Linked DNA regions of Homo sapiens: region 1 is linked to region 2. Evidence: chromatin loops called from intact Hi-C (ENCODE). Cell type or tissue: IMR-90. All regions are shown on one strand. Region 1 overlaps LOC105370507 (a long non-coding RNA gene). Region 2 overlaps CDKN3 (cyclin dependent kinase inhibitor 3).

Region 1 (4,000 bases), 240 kb before region 2:
TACATTTAAAGGAAAATAGAGTATAATTCTAACAATGGAATCCAAAAAAGAATGGCTGTAACAATCTAGTTCAAAAGAAGAAAGAAATGGTATGTATAATCATAGTGTATTATAAATGTCAATTTACACAATCATTGTTTTCTCCTTCAAACCTTCTTCTCTTAAAGTTCTTTCTCTCAGTTCATGGTTTCTTCTTTTGCTAACCACCTGAACTACAAACTTCAGAGTCATCTGTAAATCACCTCTGAATCCCACCACATCCAGTTCTAGACTCAGAATGTCTCTCATTTCTGCTTTTATTATCACTGTCCTACGTCACTTCACCTATACCTGGATTATTACAATAGCCTGCCAATGGATCCCTGTCTCCACTTGCTTTGTCTCTACCCCAAGTTATCTTTAACATCCTGAACAGTTACCTTTCTAAAGTCAGTTATAATCATGGGCACCTCCTCACTCCAAACACTTTTACCAGCTTTCTGGGTTTTTTTATTAATAAAGTCCAAATTTCTTAGCATAATGTTCAGTGTTCCTCAGGAACTGAAAATACTCTATTCTTTGAAACTCACCTGTCATTTGCTCCTCATACACACCTCGCACACAGCTAATGCTCAAGTAGAAACAGACCTCTCTCCTTTCCTTGATTGTATTATGGGCTTTCACTCTTCTGGAACTTAGCACATTTCCTCCATCTTTGCCTATTCAAAATCTTGTTTCTCCTTTAAGGACTAATTCAAATGTCACCATCTCTAGGAAACCTTACTGGATTCCTAGGCAAAATAAATTGTCCTCTCCTCAGGGAACATATGACACTGTGTTTACCCCTTTTTACCATGTTTATCCCAATCTGACTTACATTCATTATGGCAGAATTTTCCATCTCCTTCTAAAGGACAGAGAGAGTAGTTAATCCCTCCAAAAATGATCCCAAGTACCCAGCATGGTGCCTTAAACAGCACAGGCATTTTATAAACATTTGTTATATTAAACTGACCAGTACACAAATTAGGAATTTTCACTAAAAGTTGACTGGATGGAAGACCAAGCTGAGAATCATAATCAAGGACAACTCACAGGGAAGGAACGAATTTGAGTAAATGCTGCCCAGAGGCCCATGAATAAATATTTTATAAATTAATACAGATGGCCTGATCCATTACTTATCAACATTTTTGTCATGGCACATACTTGTGAAGGGGTTGACTGTGATTGAGAACTGCCACTCTAACTAAATGGAGAAACTACCTCTTTTTCAGCAGTAGGAAGGTAAATGCTGTATTTGAAAGAACTCAATCAGGGACTGACAGATAAACAACACAATAAAAAAACTGTATATACAAAATATAAAGATTATATATACCATATAGTTGCATAAATATATATATATATATATATTTTTTTTTTTGAAACAGGGTCTTGCTCTGTCACCTAGGCTGTAGTGCACCTGTGCAATGATAGCTTATTGCAGCCTCCAACACCTGGGCTCAAGCAATTGTCCCACCTCAGCCTCTCAAGTGTCTGGGACTACAGGTGTGCACTGCCATGTCCAGCTAAGTTTTTTTATTTTTTGTAGTGACAAGGTCTCGTTATGTTGCCCAGGCTGGTCTCAAATTCCTGACCTCAAGTGATCCTCCCACCACAGTCTCCCAAAGTGCTGGGATTACAGGCATGAACTATCACACCTGGCCAGATATTATTATATATCTGAGAAACTATTTCATTTAAACATGTCTACACACAGAGATATAATGATGTCTTAGTAAAATAAATATTTAGTTCACCTTTTTGCCGTAATTCCAAAGGGGGAAAAAAAGCCAAAACCAAAACCACCTCTTTAGCCTTATTAGCATTAAGTAATCAAATTCCACTAACCTGAGCAACATAACGAGACCCTGTGTCTACAAATAATTTTTTAAAAATAGAAGGGCATGGTGGCACTTGTCTGTGGTCCCAGTTACTGGGGAGGCTGAGGTGGGAGAATCTTTTGAGCCCAGGAGGTCAAGGTTGCACTGAGCCATGATCGTAGCACCACACTCCAGTCTGTGCAACAGGGTGAGATCCTGTCTCCAAAAACAATCAACAACAGCTCCCTGTCACTCAGAAATCTGAGACAGACTCATTGCAGTTCTCCTCATTCTTACCTGGAATAAAAAATGAACTCAAACTTCCAGAAGAAAAGCACAATTTTTCAAAATCTCCTCATACAAGTCTTGCCTCTCCCCTAAAACTTTTCTGAGTCAACTCTTCCTGAGATGAATCACATTAAGAAATGAATCTCTTAATTGTACCACATAAGCTAAACAGTAAGCCATGACCTCATCACCCTGGACATAATAAAAGGGCAGAAACACTTGGGCATTTCAACAACATCTTAATTCCTGCACTGTTCTGGTTTATTATAAAGCAGGCCTGTGTGCAGGAAGACATTTTTTAAAAATGCTTTTATCTTCTTTTTGCATGTTAGCAGATCTCATGGTCTCTTTTCTTTGCAGATGGAAGCCTGAAATGTGCAAAAGCCAGGCAGGCAGACCAATGCATTTATTTGAGAAATAAAAAAAAACCCAGTCATGAAAATGACACATGGATTCAAGATGAGCTAGAAGCAGAAGGACCTTAAACTACACAATTACTCCCCACAAGCTCAAGCCAGAATCAAACAAAAACCAGAAATAAACAAAACCTGGAGCTGAACAAATATCTGAATGCCACAGCCAGACTAAAGAAGAAACAAGAAGAAACTGATGTAACTGGGCTTGAGAAGAAACAAGGTAGAAGCACAATGCCACATCCCTTAGGTAGCATATAATTTTCTGAGCCTTGATTTACCATGACATCCTTTGTGTGATGATTACCGGTAACATTCTCATTTTGCTAGAGGTAGCACTAGTAGGTCCAATCTATATGTGGATACTCTACAGAGTGCATCCCATATGGGCACAAATCTTTATCAACTCTATCTGGAATTGATGAGTAAGCATCCCTAACATAATGGTCCAATGAATTATTTGAATAATTTTCTGAAAAAGTTAATCGCTCTGTATGGAAGAGAATGTACTTGTGTTAGTTCTATAAGTAATGCTAAATATAGATATTTAAACAAGAGTTAACACTTTAGCCTGTTAAAATCACAAAATGCATTTAACGTGTTTAGGGGGATGGAAATTGCCTCCAACATATCAGAGAGGCAGCAAAATCAACAATATTAGCTAATTCTATAGGCTCAAACACTGACCCAGAGTGAATATTCTTCCTTTGCATCAGTTCTTAGCCACATAGGTCTCTTCATTCCAAGTGGTTTTAGATGGTGCTATTGCTTGAAAATAGCTGTGAGCATGCTATTTTGCATTCCACTGTTTCTCGCAGTCAGAGAGTCTCAATCAATGGGCCCTTCTGTCCTCAGTGTCCCAGTTAGGACTTCACCTTAAGACTAGGCTCACAGGAGAGAGTGGCAAAATGGAAAACTTACCTGGAAGCACATAGACCTGGGTTCAAAATTCACCCATAATATATTCCATAGAGCTGCATGGATCCCAAAATCTCAGTTTTGCCACCTGTGAAAAGGGAATAACCATTTTTATTAGCGATCTGAGACTGAATAGCTATGAAGCAGTGATTTAGAAATGGAGCTAATTCTACAGGCAGACACTGTGGTAAAGATGAGGCATATTTCTCATGAAAACTCTTCAGAAAGAGTGGACCAGATTGTCAGAAGTGACCAATTCTCAGAAAGATTCTGTTTCATAATCAAAATGAAATCCCTTTCTGTAATTGTCAACGTCAAACTTTAGTTTCATGATTGATGTGGGCTTTAAGTTGCTAATATTTAAAAAGGCACTTCATTGACTGTGGCACACACATTTTCAGCAATCACATTTCTACAAGAAAGATACCACAGGAGGAAAAAAGCCTACTATAAAAATCTTTTGTATATATACCTTGAAGAGCTCATTTCTAGGAATAGTCTGACACCTTTAGAAGATAAACAGTACTGTCTCAATCA
Region 2 (4,000 bases):
CGAAACCTTGTCCCTACTAAAAATACAAAAATTAGCCAGGGTGGTTATGTGTGCCTGTAGTCCCAGCTACTTGGGAGCCTGAGGCACAAAAATCACTTGAACCTGGGAGGCAGAGGTTGCAGTGAACCGAGATCACACCACTGCACTCCAGCCTGGGCGACAAAGTGAGACCCTGTCTCAAAAAAAAAAAAAAATCAAATGATGCTTCAAATCCAAAAAGTTCACCTCTCTTCTCTTGAAAACAAACTACATGGCCATGGCCAGATGTATATATGAATATCCATATGTTTTACATCTTTAACATTGCAGATAATTAAGTCCATATTACTACAGACTCAGTTTATCACCTCAGCATTCTGTGGCAAACAGGCTTGCTGGTGTTAGCAATGCAGTTTCCACATCTCAATAAGGATATGAAATGAGATGATTGGCAGAGTAAGAATATCTTTTGGGAGGCTATTAAAACTCCAAATAAATTATTTAAAGCTTTTATTTTGCTTATCTGCTGAGATTAGCAATACAGTTTGTTTTTAAAAAATATTGTCTATGAAAATTATCCCTAGTGCATTATGTCATCACAAAAAAGCAGAAGACTAGGGCTTCTATAAATTGAGAAATGGATTTTGTTAAATATACCAGTTACTTGCTACAGAAAGTGCTCTGTCCTTCTTACCAGGGGGGAAAAATGTTAGCAAAAATAATGCCATTATGTACTGTTTTAATCTTATTTGGTCCTGTAAGTAAAGAGAGAAAGAATTTTAGACTTAAAACATATCCATCTACATTTCATTTCACCTTCTGATTTTTAGAGACTTGTAGAACAATAGTTTTTCACACTATATGGCTTTACTAAAAGATAAAACTTCCCCATGATGCAAATGCTTCCTTACCCAAAAAGATGTAGAATTGTGCTTAGCAAGTATTTTTTTTTATTCCTGATACCTGCTAATATTGTGCCCACACTGATAACTAGTTTTCTACAGTGTATTCCAATGTATCTTTACTTTTTTCAGCAATACAATTATCTTCATGAGTTTCGGGACAAATTAGCTGCACATCTATCATCAAGAGATTCACAATCAAGATCTGTATCAAGATAAAGGAATTCAAATAGCATATATATGACCATGTCTGAAATGTCAGTTCTCTAGCATAATTTGTATTGAAATGAAACCACCAGTGTTATCAACTTGAATGTAAATGTACATGTGCAGATATTCCTAAAGTTTTATTGACAAAACTCGTTGTGTCTCTTTCATTTCTTATAGGAATAGGAAAATTGGGATAGGAAAATTGGTATGCAATTTTCCTTTTAGAAATGAATTGGTTGTTCTGGTATATTCTACCTGGAGGTAATGCTGAAAACATGCATTTGGAAAAATATTTGAATGCCTATTTTTAATACTTAGTACTGCACTTTTACTTCATTTTACTGTTTGTAACCACTGGGTAGCATATGACAAAGTAGTAAGTATGAGAATTGGTATGAGTGCCCAAACTTACTTTTAAATGATGTCCCCCTCCCTCTCTATTCCTCCCAAAACTTCTTCCGCTTTTTACTTCATAGACCTCCGGAATTGAAAAGGATCCTGTGAGTCTTCCACTCGCCCCCTCCCAGTACTGGATCAGCCCCAAGGGTGTTTATTCACTATGGGCTGGAACATTTTCAGAGACAAGGAATTCACTGGTTCAGACAGCTGCTCCACCTTTTGTCCGCCCTAGGAACTACACGGAATGAGCTTAATCCTTTCACATTTATTTCATAAAGAATTTAGCTACAGATTAACAATTTCCAACTCTCTCACTCTTTCACTTCCCCCTATACTATGAAACCTATCTTTTTTCATCTTTAAATTCAACTTTGAGTTACCCAAAACAGTCATTTGGGCTGTAGACAAGGATCACACACAATGTGTCAAACAAACACACTTGTTTTAACAGTCAGTGGTTTCAGTAGGGCTTACAGTAGTCACATGGCTCTCTTGGCTACTGGTAATTACAAGTGTGAACCAATGGCAATTTGGCAATGACCACCAGGTTGCAGACTCATAGGCACTTCCACAAAAGACAAAGTTTCACTACATCAAAATTTCATTTTTAAATAATTATTCAATGACTGGCTGGGCGTCATGGCTCACGCCTGTAATCCCAGCACATTGGGAGACCAAGGTGAGCAAATCACTTTAGGTCAGGGGTTTGAGACCAGCCTGGCCAACATGACGAAACCCCATCTCTACTAAAAATACAAAAATTAGCCAGGCGTGGTGGTGCACGCCTGTAATCCCAGCTACTTGGGAGGCTGAAGTAGGAGAATCACTTGAACCCGGCGGGGCAGAGGTTGCAGTCAGCCGAACCCAGGGGACAGAGGTTGCAGTGAGCCGAGATCACACCACTGCACTCCAGCCTGGACGACAGAGAGACTCTGTCTCAAAAAAAAAAAAAATCATACAATGACTAAACATCTTATTTTGTCTCACACTACTCTTCTTGCTGCTGATTAACTGCTTGAATTTCATTACAAAATAATGCAAAACAATGACCAGCCTGTTTGGGAATTTCAGAGCACTAGTATGTATTGTAATATAAAATCAATATATTAATAGAGTCATCCCTTGTTATCCTCAGAGGATTGGTTACAGGACCCCCCACCCCACCCCCAACAGCAAAATAAATGGATGCTCAAGTCTCTGATATAAAATGGCATAGTATTTGTATACTTTAAATCATCTCTAGTTACTTATAATACCGAATACAATGTAAATGATGTGTAGTTATTATACTGTATTGGTTTTATTTGTAGTATTTATTTTTCAAATAGTTTTAATCTGAGGTTGAGTCAGCGGATTTAGAACCCATAGATACAGACGGCTGACTGTACTTTTATACATAACGCTGCTTCTAGAACTTAACATTTTATGAGGATACTAAGGAAGGTAGGAGGATCACATATCCCAGCAGTATCTAAATGGTTAACCTAGGGATTTCATTTTCTCATATAATTAATACCAAAAGTTATAGCAAGAAAAGTTTTTTTTTGTTGTTTTTTTTTTGAGATGGAGTCTCGCTCTGTCGCCCAGGCTGGAGTGCAGTGGCATGATCTCGGCTCACTGTAACCTCCGCCTCCTGGGTTCAAGCGATTCTCCTTCCTCTGTCTCCTGAGTACTGGGACTACAGGCGCGTACCACCATGCCTGGCTAATTTTTTGTATTTTTAGTAGAGGCAGGGTTTCACCGTGTTAGTCAGAATGGTCTCAATCTCCTGACGTCGTGATCTGCCCGCCTAGGCCTCCCAAAGTGCTGGGATTACAGGCGTGGGCACCCGTGCCCGGCCCAAGGAAGGCATGTTTTTTAAGTACACACTGTAATAACAGATTGGCCTTCTTCATGATTTTTGTATTATAACCATACACAATTTAAAAATCACAATTTCTATTAAACTTTAGACAGTCATTGATATTTACATTAGCCAATCTTTTACAGTCCCCAATCTACAATGGTTCAACTTGGGATTTCTCAACTTTACAATGCTATGAAAGAAATATGTATTCAGTAGAAACTATAGTTCAAGTATTCACACAACCATTCTGTTTTCACTTTCAGTACAGTACAATGTTTGAGATATTCAACACCTTATTATAAAATAGGCTTTGTGTTAGATTATTTTGCCCAACTGTAGGCTGATGTAAATGTTATGAGTACGTTTAAGGTTGGCTAAGCTATGATGCTTGGTAGGTTAGGTGCATTAAATGCATTTGCAACTTACATTTTCAACTTATGATGTCCGGAGATAATTCCATTGCAAGTTGAGAAGCATATATATTATCATTCTCTCAACATAAATACATAACTTATTCATGAATACTTAGAAAATTGAGAGAAAATATTGGCATGGATTAATCAAATACTTTAATAATCAACTGAATTTTGAAAGTACTTGCATCTCTCAATTCCCACGGCAAGTGCTATTTAAGCCTCTACATTTAAAAAGCTTCAGTAGGCCA

What was found. Hi-C counts contacts between places; a loop is a spot of excess contacts. Peaks named below come from ENCODE experiments on the same cell type or tissue, not always from the same donor. Only the 100,000 strongest peaks of a DNase experiment are listed, where the experiment ranks them.
Region 1: a loop joins it to region 2, with 31 times the contacts of the local background. A loop is called at or near these places in 1 of 110 quality-filtered maps.

Annotation. Positions count from the first base shown.
Region 1 is chr14:54,180,561-54,184,560 of GRCh38, forward strand. It overlaps LOC105370507 (a long non-coding RNA gene), which reads right to left. Exons shown (of 6, transcript XR_943883.3): 4 at 3,467-3,551. Among named protein-coding and RNA genes, the nearest start is that of CDKN3, 210 kb to the right of the region's middle. In IMR-90, no CTCF peak of the experiment used is centred here; a DNase peak (open chromatin) is centred at 2,281.
Region 2 is chr14:54,418,979-54,422,978 of GRCh38, forward strand. It overlaps CDKN3 (cyclin dependent kinase inhibitor 3), which reads left to right. Exons shown (of 8, transcript NM_005192.4): 8 at 1,014-1,240. The coding sequence ends at 1,100. Among named protein-coding and RNA genes, the nearest start is that of CNIH1, 20 kb to the right of the region's middle. In IMR-90, a CTCF peak has its summit at 1,727; no DNase peak of the experiment used is centred here; H3K27ac peaks cover 191 bases.